2 separate regions of the Homo sapiens genome follow, and region 2 is linked to region 1. A link is a contact called in ENCODE Hi-C or POLR2A ChIA-PET data. All regions are on one chromosome and are shown on one strand. Each heading gives the region's core, a stretch centred on a gene start or an enhancer-like site at or near the end of the contact. The rest is flanking DNA. Distances are from core to core; before and after follow the strand shown. Region 1 overlaps PREX1 (phosphatidylinositol-3,4,5-trisphosphate dependent Rac exchange factor 1). Region 2 has its middle 18 kb from the start of PREX1.

What was found. Hi-C counts contacts between places; a loop is a spot of excess contacts on that map. ChIA-PET counts read pairs that join two places held with the same protein, here RNA polymerase II (POLR2A). Pooled maps may share reads with other maps.
Region 2: a pooled map shows a loop between it and region 1 (9-fold over the local background). The contact joins two enhancer-like sites. A Hi-C loop is called at or near these places in 1 of 168 maps with a recorded cell type or tissue (GM12878), 15 of 37 single-sample maps with no recorded cell type and 14 of 50 pooled maps. POLR2A ChIA-PET finds 5 or more read pairs at or near these places in 3 of 52 experiments (activated B cell, activated CD4-positive, alpha-beta T cell and activated naive CD4-positive, alpha-beta T cell).

The regions. Positions count from the first base shown.
Region 1 is chr20:48,780,269-48,785,419 of GRCh38, forward strand. The region is part of intron 1 of PREX1 (phosphatidylinositol-3,4,5-trisphosphate dependent Rac exchange factor 1); the gene reads right to left. Among named protein-coding and RNA genes, the nearest start is that of PREX1, 45 kb to the right of the region's middle. RefSeq lists enhancers at 1,517-1,566, 2,987-3,076, 3,777-3,826. Within about 2 kb of position 3,668, at least 7 of the 41 ENCODE cell types and tissues checked have a DNase peak (open chromatin) inside an H3K27ac peak, as active enhancers do; they include GM12878, where a contact is called at or near this core.
Region 2 is chr20:48,843,472-48,848,603 of GRCh38, forward strand. It overlaps a transcript of PREX1 not described here. Among named protein-coding and RNA genes, the nearest start is that of PREX1, 18 kb to the left of the region's middle. RefSeq lists an enhancer at 3,243-3,522. Within about 2 kb of position 3,105, at least 5 of the 41 ENCODE cell types and tissues checked have a DNase peak (open chromatin) inside an H3K27ac peak, as active enhancers do; they include GM12878, where a contact is called at or near this core.

The sequences.
Region 1 (5,151 bases), core at 2,418-4,917:
GGAAAATACAAGATGAGCCAGAATATCTTGTGGTTAGATTTCAACTAGTAAAGAAATGCTCAAAAGAGACCAGGTGCAGTGGCTCACACCTATAATCCCAGCACTTTGGGAGGTCAAAGCAGGAGGACTGCTTGAGACCAACAGTTCAAGACCAGCCTGGGCAACACAGCAAGACCCATCTCTACCATCTCTACAAAATAATGTTTTTTAATGTTCAAAAAAAAGAGAAAGAAGAAAAAAAATAGAGGAGGCATGTCAAAAGGGCACGGGGTCAACCAGAAAGAACTCCTAATGGCCAAAGTTGGGACAACTTGAACAACAAAATAAATAATGACAATACTGGTTTATGATAATATAAATAATGGAATGAATCAGGGAGAATTCTTTTTACACAAGGATTTTAGTTAATAAAAGTAGGAGGAGTGAAGGAAATAGAAAGCCACGACTGGAAGACCACAGTAAGAGCTATCACAGGCCAGACCCACCGGTGGATGCTAAAACTAGTGGGCAAAGGTTCAAACAAAAACAGGGTATTTCCACAGTCTCAAAGAATCTCCCCCAAAATGTCTAGTAATTACAAAGGAAAATTAGTAACCTCACCATGGAGTATCCTGGCTTTCACCATCTTAATTAAGTGTTAACATCTCCCCTTGAACATATCAACATCACATGCCCCCTGATTAAAATGCACAGAGAGGGGCACATCGCTCCTGGGGTATCCCTCCTAATTACGCATAAGCTCAAGTCCAAAGTGGCAGACAGTCTACAAAATACCTGACCAGGACTCTTCAAAAAAGTGTCAAGGTCATGAAAGGCAAAGAAAGACTGGGGAACTCTCACAGATTACAGGAGACTAAGGGGCCATGCTATCTAAATGCAACATGGTGCCCTAGGTTGGATCCTGAAAATAAAAAGAACGTTTGTAGGGAAACTAACAAAATTCTACTGAATCTTATAGTTAATAGTACTGTATCAAGATTAATTTTTTCTACTACAAAGAAGTACTTTGTACTTAGGTAATTATACTACAGTAATATAAAATGTCAACGTAATGGGAAGCTGGGTGAAGGATGTACAAGAACTCTGTACTATATTTGCAAGTTTTCTGTAAGCCTACAATTATCTCAAAATAAAAAGTTTCTTAAAGCCCTGTGCTGACCAAACCAAATCACCTACTGGCCAGACAATGCACAACTACACAAGGAATGTGACTCATGGGCCACAATGGTGCAGCCCCTGGCCTACAGCTGACACCCCACTCCTCCCCAAAAGAAGACCCAAGAAGAACTCTGAACTTGGTGCAGAGAAGAGTCCCCAAGTCAGACACCCCCTGCCTCATCCCCCTAATTTGTTTTTCATGGCCACACCAAGAGTCTATAGCTAGAAAAGCACACAGCCTGGTTTGAACCCAGGCCCTGCCACAAACTCACTGTGGAATCCTGGGTAAGGGACTCCCCCTTCCTCTTCTGAAAACAGGGAAGGGGTCCACCTCCAGGAGCTATTATGAAGCTCAGATGAGAATGTCTAGCTATGAATTTGCTACGAATTTGCATGCCCTCATGACCCAGTCACCTCCTATTAGGCCCTATTTCCTGTTGCATTAAGGATTAAGTTTCCAACAATTGAACCTTGGGGGACACATTCAAACCACAGCAACATGTTACAATTGAGGAAATGGAGGCCCACAGATTTTAAATGACTTACCCTGTTACAGATGGTGATGAATTTGTACTATACAAAAATCAGGGGAGCCAATGCTCAGGAGATTTGGACTCTGGGACCACCTGTGCCTTGACCTGGCCACAGATGTCTGGCAAGTCCTTCTCCTGCTGAGTCTCAGGGTCCTCATGGGTGACTCAGTCAACAATTAGCAAAGGAAAAAGTCAGGCTGGGTCACTGATATTGTTTGGCTGTGTCCTCACTCAAATCTCATCTCGAATTGTAGCTCTCATAATTCCCATGTGTTGTGGGAGGGACACAGTGGGAGATAATTGAATCATGGGGGAAGTTTCCCCCATGCGGTTCTCGTGGTATTGAATAAGTCTTACAAGATCTGATGGTTTCATAAAAGGAAACCCCTTTCACTTGGTTCTCATTGTCTCTTGCCCACCTAAGATATGCCTTTTGCCTTCCCCCATGATTGTGAGGCCTCCCCAGCCACGTGAAACTGTGAGTCCATTAAACCTCTTTACCTCTATAAATTACCCAGTCTCGAGTATGTCTTTATCAGCAGCGTGAAAATGGACTAATACACCCATATATCCATTTCTATGAATATGTCCTGTTAAAGTGGTGAGAAAGTCTCATTAAATGTAGAGGAAAGGTTTGGGATGGTCTGGCTTAAAATAATGGCCGGCCAGGGAAGGTCTTCTGAGAAGGGAAAATTTGAGCACAGAACTGAAAGCATGATGAGGAGACCAAGCCAGGGGCAGATCTGGGGAAAGGACTTCCCAGGTAGAGGAAACAGCACAGGCAAGAACCTAGAGGCCGGGCTGTGTTTAGAGGGTCCATGGAGCAGCAGGCTCAATAAAGGATTCTCGCTCTCACTGCAGTGTGATGAGGAGTCCCAGGAGGGGCATCACAAGGGAGAAGAAGTGAACAGGCGAGTGTCATAGTCTAAGGTGGGGTTAGCAAGATCGCTCTGGTTGCTGTGGACAAAAAGGACTGTAGGAGGTGACGGGGCTACAGCAACAGGCCAAGCAAAAGAGGAGAAGGCCTTAAACCAGAGTGCTGGTTAACAGCACAGCCTCCGGAACCAGGTTGCCTGGGTTTACACAGCGCTGCCACTCACCAGCTGCGTGACCTTGGGCAAGAGACTTCACCTCTCCGAACTTCAACATCCTCATTTGTGAAATGAAAAAGAAGGATACATGCCTGATATGGTTGAATGAAGACTAAAGAAAATACCATTTGTAAAGTGTGTGAAAGAGGAAATGTCTGTTAGATGGGGTGGTGGCAGAGAGGGTAGTGAGGATGAGAGGCTTGGAAGGCAGAACAATGAGACTGGCCACTGGATGGGATGGTGAGACAGAAACAGAGGATGGAGAGTGACTCCGAAGTTTTTGGCCTGAGCAAGTGGAAGAATGGAGGTGCCATTAGCTGAGATGAGAGAGAGAGGGAGGAACCAGTTACAGGGGCAAGATGAGGAATTTGGTTCAGCACATGTGTAGTTTCAGGTGTTATTTTAGATCCAAGTAGCAATGGCAAAGAGACAGTGGCCATACCCGGGTGCAATCCAGAGGTGGGGATGGTACAAAGGACACAAGTGACATCACCAGGAAGAGAAGAGGCCCACAGGTGGGGGCTGGCACCCCCAAACCATCGGAACCCAGGAGGCAGAGGAGAAATAACAAAGGACCTAAGCAGATGTACGGGAGGAAAACCGAGAGCCCACAGCACCCTGACACCGTGTCTCAATCATACCCTGCCTGTCTCAGGAGTGAGATTGGTCTCGACTACTCAGCAGCATCTCCCAGAACAAAGACACATCTTAAAATGTTTCTTCAGTATCCACTTCACCACTACCTGTTACCCAAGTACCCCAAGGAAGAAAAGTCATTGTCTTCAAAATACCCCAAATGAGCTGGCCACTTCTAAAGTGATTCCTGCTCAAACAGCTCACCTGCTAATGTCCCCTCCATGTCTTTATGGATCTCACGCTCCTGAATATACCACAGTCACAACACAAGGTGAACGGAAAGCAAATCAGTTGCAAAAGGAAACTGCAAATCCTGCAAAAGATGCAGGGTTTTATGACATCAGTGAAAGTGATGCTGGAGAACCACAGCTGGCTGCCAGGCAAAGCTATAAACAAATAAAGACCCAGGAGTCGCTGGCTCACAATGAGAGTGAAGAAAGCCCAGGAAGACCACATAAGAAGTTCCAAAGGAACTTTTCTGACCATCAGAGAGTGCACAAGAAGTCCAAAAACGGGCTCCAGGGGTTTTGCAAAATGACTCTTTATCATCATGCTATAAAGTGAAACCTTACATGAATGATGTGGCATCGTGTAATCATTTAATTTTATCAGAAAAATTACACATACCCCCAACAGTAAAAAATAACACTTGGTTCCCTCCTTGTTGATTCTAAGAATTCATGCAATGTTGTTATTACATTCTAAATACAGTTACTGACGGGATAAAATTCCACCTATTTTTAGGATTGTGGTTTTCTTCTTCAAAGTGAAGGACTCATCTAGACTCTACCCCCGCCACCCCACATTCTCAATATTGCTATGTTAGGGCCCATTTTCAATGAGTTCTCAGCAGCAGGCCTCATTTTGGTAACAATTATTCTGTGACAGTGAGGCCGTCCTGATCTGCACACTGCTGGACCGAAAGGCCTCCCCCTCTTCCCTAAAGAAGCCCCTTTTCTGGGGGTCAAGAAGCCGACCTGCCCACAGGAACTGGGAGCCCACCAGAAGAGAAAGGCAAGTGGGCGACTGGGCATGAAACCTTGGGAATTAAATGTCCTGGGTCCTCCTGACCCCACCTGAGCCCACAGCAGCTCCTTCCCACTCCACTGGCTGGACAGAAGCAGCCACAGCTCCCTGTGTGTAGCCAGCAGACCCTCCCTTGTGCAATCTCATTGAAGTATATACTTAAAATGGGTAGGTTCTTCCAGATATCATTTCTATTTCTTTCTCTCTTTTTTTTTTTTGAGACCGAGTTTCGCTCTTGTCACTCAGGCTGGAGTGCAATGGCATGATCTCGGCTCACTGCAGCCTCCATCTCCCAGGTTCAAACGATTCTCCTACCTAAGCCTCCCAAGTAGCTGGGATTACAGGCACCTGCCACCACACCCACCTAATTTCTGTATATTTAGTAGAGATGGGGTTTCACCATGTTGGCCAGGCTGGTCTGGAACTCCTGACTTCAGGTGATTCGCCTGCCTCAGCCTCCCAAAGTGCTGGGATTACAGGCGTGAGCCACTGCACCCAGCCAGATATAATTTCTATTTCGATGAAGCATATTTTTTTAAAGTGCTGATCTGCCTGTCAGCCTACTTCCTGCCTGGGGTCTCCTCTGACAAGCCCACAGGAGGTTTACCAGCAGTGGCTGCCCCGCTCCCACACCTGTGATGGGTGGCAGCCAACACCAGCCCAGAGGACACCTTTAGGGCCCACTCATCGAAGCTGCAAAGATGCTG
Region 2 (5,132 bases), core at 1,855-4,354, 63 kb after region 1:
CAATAACAAAGAATTGAGGGAGGCTCCTCCAGACTCACCAGTCTACATTCCCTCCTGAACACTCTGCCAGGTTAATGCTATAAAGGGCAAACATGATCAAGTTACTTATCCCTGTGCTCAAGCACCTTCACTGGCTCCCTACTGCTGACTAAAGTAATTATAGTTTGCTCAGCGTGGCATGGAAAGTCCTTTGCAATATACCTGTCTTCTCCAGGCTGAGGGATCAGTGAGAAAGCTGTTCTAAGAATCCGGACAAGCAATGGTGAGGCATGGAGTTTGGACAGCAAGAGTGGGGATGCAGATGTGGATTTCAGAAAAATCCATAATTTCACTGAAACTGCCTTCATCAAGGTCAAAAATTTGGACTGCCAAGTCCAAATCTAGTAGCTGTGACCTGGCATGGTGGCTCATACCTGTAATCCCAGCACTTTGGGAGGCCAAGGCAGGAAGATTGCTTGAGGCCAGGAGTTCAAGACCAGCCTGGGCAACATATTATCTAAAAAATTAATTTAAAAAAAGTTAGCCAGGCATGGTGGCATGCAACACTAGTCCCAGCTACTTGAGAGGCTGAGGTAGAAACCTCACTTGAGTCTGGGAGGTCGAGGCTGCAGTGAACTGTGATTGCACCACTGCACTCCAGCCTGGGCAACACAGCAAGACCCTGTCTCAAAAAAAAATCTAGTAGCTGTGTCTCCATCCTTATCATATTCAATTATTCAGTAGCACTCAGCACAGTGATATTTCTCTCCTTCTTAAAACATGCTTTTTGCAGGAAATATTTGGGATACCCTGTACCCCCCATTCCCTTGCACGGCCATGTTCTACTGGCCTTCTCTGGCAGCAGATATGTGCTCAGACTCTATCTTCTACACCCATTGAAGACACCATTGGTTGCAAACCAGCAACATTTTCCCCTTCTCCCTATTGAAACCCCAAGTTTGGCCACCATATGCTTCTGGAGAGAATGAACCCTCCTCACCCCCAGCAGGCAGATCTTAATGAAATTCAGCCAATCATGAAGAGGCATGTGACTCATTTCTAACCAATAAGACTTGATGGAAATCTGCTGGAGGCTTCAGGGAAGGTCTTCTTCCCTCTCAAAACAAGATACAGGAAAGGAAAGTGACTTGTTCTGCTCTTGTGGCTTGTGGATGTTGTTGTGACAGCACGATGTCTAGGGGCTATGGCAGCCAACTTGGACCCACGAACGGAGACCGTGCCATCATGGTAGATGGAAAGATGCAAGGAACCTGGATCCTCAATGCTGCTCTTGAGCCGAATTACCCAACCCTGGGACTGTCCTATCTCAGGACACATTGCATAAAACACATTGGGTTCAGTCTTCATTTACTTATAGCAAAAGTCATCTTGATGGATATACTGCTTGTATGGTAAAACTTCCAGAAACATGACTCCAGCTATAACCTTCTTTCTCACATCACTCCAGACCTACGTGGGATGTTTAATGGACATCTTCCCAAGCAGTCCTACAAGCACTTTAAAAATGTGTCCCAACTTGAATCAATTATCTGCCACATTCCCCAAAAGACTTTTATTCACTAGATAAATGGCATCGCCATCTATGTGATTTCTCTCATGAGTGATCCTCAAGTCTTTTTTCCATTCCTTTATTCATTCATGTAACGAACTCTCATTTACTAAGCTCCTCTATGCACTGGGCATTATGCAAGATGTAGGGGATAACACAGTGACTAAGACAAAGTTCCATCCCTCGTGAAGCTTATATTTCCGGTTAGAGGGAGATATTAAACAATTAACCCATAACTGACAGCAGCTAAGAAATAAACAGGATGTTCTCATAGAAAAATACAGGGAGGCACACACCTAGATAAGGTGATCAGGGGAGGCTTCCATAGGCAGGTAATAAATAAGCTGAGATCTAAATGCACAGCCAAAACCAACTCTGCAAAGCATGAGAAGAGTTTTCTAGGCTGGGCGCAGTGGCTCACGCTGTAATCTCAGCACTTTGGGAGGCCAAGGCAGGAAGATTGCTTGGGGCCAGGAGTTTGTGACCAGCCTGGGCAACATGACGAAAAGTGTCTCTACAACATACAAAAAAATTAGCCAGGTGTGATGGTCCATGCCTTTAGTCCCAGCTACTCTGGAGGCTGAGGTGGAAGGATCACTTGAGCCCAGGAGGCTGAGGTTGTAATGAGCCGTGACTGTGCCACTACACTCCAGCCTGGGTGACAAAGCAAGACCTTGTTTCCAAAAAAAAAAAAAAAAAAGAGCTTTCTAGGCAGAGGAAATAGCAAGTGCAAAGGCCCCAAGGCTGGACCAAATTTGAGCTTTCCAGAAGCCGCGAGGAGGCCAGTGAGGTGGTAATGTGGAGACAGGCAGATCCAGCAGGGCCTCAAAAGTGATGTGTGGATTTTATGCTAAGTGCAGTGGGCAGCCAGGGGAGGAATTTAAACAAGGATGTAACATGATGTGACTCAGGTTTTTAAATGGTCTCACAGGCTATTGCATGGACGATGGCCCATAATAATAAAAATGATCACAGCTAACACTTTGATAGTAGATACTGTGTGCCAGGCATTGTTCTAAGCACATTCCGTATATATTAACTCATTAAGTCCTCCCACCGACCCCATGAGGTCAGCACCATAATCATTCCCATTTTATTGATGAAGAAACTGAGGCACAGAGAATTACAGAAACTTGCCTACGGTCACATAGCCAATAAATCAAAGCCTGGCCTAGAGGAAACAAGGAGACTAGCTACAGGCTGTGGTGCATGTCCAGAAAGGGGGCTGCAGGCAGTGGGGCTTGGATTGGCCCAGGGGAGAAGTGCAAGGGAGGATCCCGCATATAATTTCACGGCGGAGAGGAAAGAACTTGCAGGTGGTCTTATCCTCTGTCCATTCTCACTCCTTTCTCCAGCAGGTTTTTGAACTTGACTTCTGGCTTGGTGGTCTCCCAGCCCACCTTATATTAATAGATGGGGATGTCCTCGCTGTCTCCTCCCCCACCATCCTGCTGTCTGGCACCTCGTTCATCTCACACAACCACTCCCCTTGAAAACAGCCCGACCCTCCTACAGTACAACAGTCTCCACCTTGGTCTTGCCCTGCCCACTCCACACCAGAGATTAAAAGCCAGGCAGCCGCTCCTGGCGGTCAAAGGAGAGCACTTTGTAGACGCTCCCTGGACCCCAGCAAAACTTCTATTGTGTTGCTGGAGACAGAAACAATGCCAGTGGCCCAGTTGCTCCCCAGCCAAAGGTGGCCCCAGCAAACAGTCTCCCAGCCCCATGGATGGGGTGCCTGGGAGTGTTAACAGAGCTCCCTCGGGGACCAGAGGGCCAGGAGAGAAGCAACATGTGCCTGCTGGACACTCCCGTCTACAGCCGGCTGCAGCCCCCACCCACCCACGTGCCTCACTCTAGGCGAAGAAAACCCAAAAGTAGGAGAGGACAGGCCAGAGATGGCTGCTTGACCTTTCAAGGGGAGGCAGGAGTTTCTACAAAGCCTCTGGGAGTCCCCTAAGTATGTGTTCCTACCCTCCAGGGGCTAGGAGGTCACCCTCTCAGTTCCTCATCAGCCTGGGATAGGTTCAGCGGTGGGTGGAAAATATGACCAGCAAGGGGCCTACCCACACCCGGGGCCTGCTTTGGGGCTTTCTTAAAAAGACAGTGCTAGGATCCCAGACCAACAAGACACCTTGTGCAAAGCTCTGTGCTCTAGGCTCTCAGAGAATAGGAAAGCACCCTGTCCTTCTGGGTCAGAGTGGAGTTAAGATGAGTTATGCAGAGGCAGAGATTTGGGGGAGAGATCAAGGAATACTTCATGGAGGAGGGGGCCTTTGAGAGTGCTCTGAAAAAACTGAGAGGATTCCTTTCTTTGCCCTGCCCTCCCTCTTCCTTCTCTTATAAAAAAAAAAAAAAAAAAAACAAACCCTCCCCAAATGACTAATAAATAAAAGACACACAAAAGAGACACATATGCTTTATCTATAATGTATAGGCCGTGTTGTTTTTGAAACTCTTTTCTGCTCTGTAAAGGAATGTGTGTGCATCACGGAAACCTTGGAAAACCCAGAGCAGCATATAGAAGAAAATGAAAATTGCCTCTATTTCCACCATATAGAGATAAAACACTCTTAACTTGTCAGAGTATTCCTTTCCAGGCTTTGGTGGTGTTTTTTCATATTATTACTAAGGTGAAATTTACTTGCAGTGAAATGCACATGTCTGGAATATATGACTCAATGCATTTTGACAAATGTCTACACCCGTGTGTACACCCTTCCAATCGAGATCTAGAACATTCCCCTCACCCCAGAAATTTCCCCCGGGTCCCCTTCCAGTCAGCCCCCATCCTTCTGATTTCTATAAATTAGTTTTGCCTGCCATGTAATTGGAATCATGTGCTATGTGCTTTTTTGTGTCTGGTTTCTTTCACTCAACATAAACAATGTTTTTAGATTTCTCCACGTATCAGTAGCTTGTTCTTTTTCATTGTTGAGTAGTGTCCCATTGTGTGGATAAATCACAGTGTGTTCATCCTGCAAGAATCTTTTGGGTTGTCTCCACTTTGGGGCTATTATGAAAGAGCCACTTATAAATATTGGCCAAGTCTGTGCATGGATGTAGGTTTTCATTTTTCCTGAGCAAATACTTAGGAGTGGGATAACTGAGTCATATGATTAACTTTTATGAGAAATTGTCAACAGTTTTCCAAAGTGGTTGTACCATTTTATATTTCCACCAGCACTATATGAGGGTTCCAATTTCTCGATATCATTACATTTTTTCTTTTTTTTTTTTTTGTTTCTTTTTGAGACAAGCTCTCGTTCTGTTATCCAGTCTGGAGTCCAGTGGCACAATTGTGGCTCACTGCACCCTCAACCTTTCAGGCTCAATTGATCCTCCCACCTCAGCCTCCCGAGTAGCTGAGACCACAGGTACACACTACCACACCCAGCTAATTTTTATATTTTTTTTGTAGACAGAGCATTTTGCCATGTTGCCCAGACTGGTCTTGAACTCCTGGTCTCAAGCAATCTGCCCGCCTCATCCTCCCAAAGTGCTAGGATTACAGATGTGAGCCACCACACCCGGCCTATTATTACTTATTAATTACACAAGTAATACATGAGTATAGTCTCCT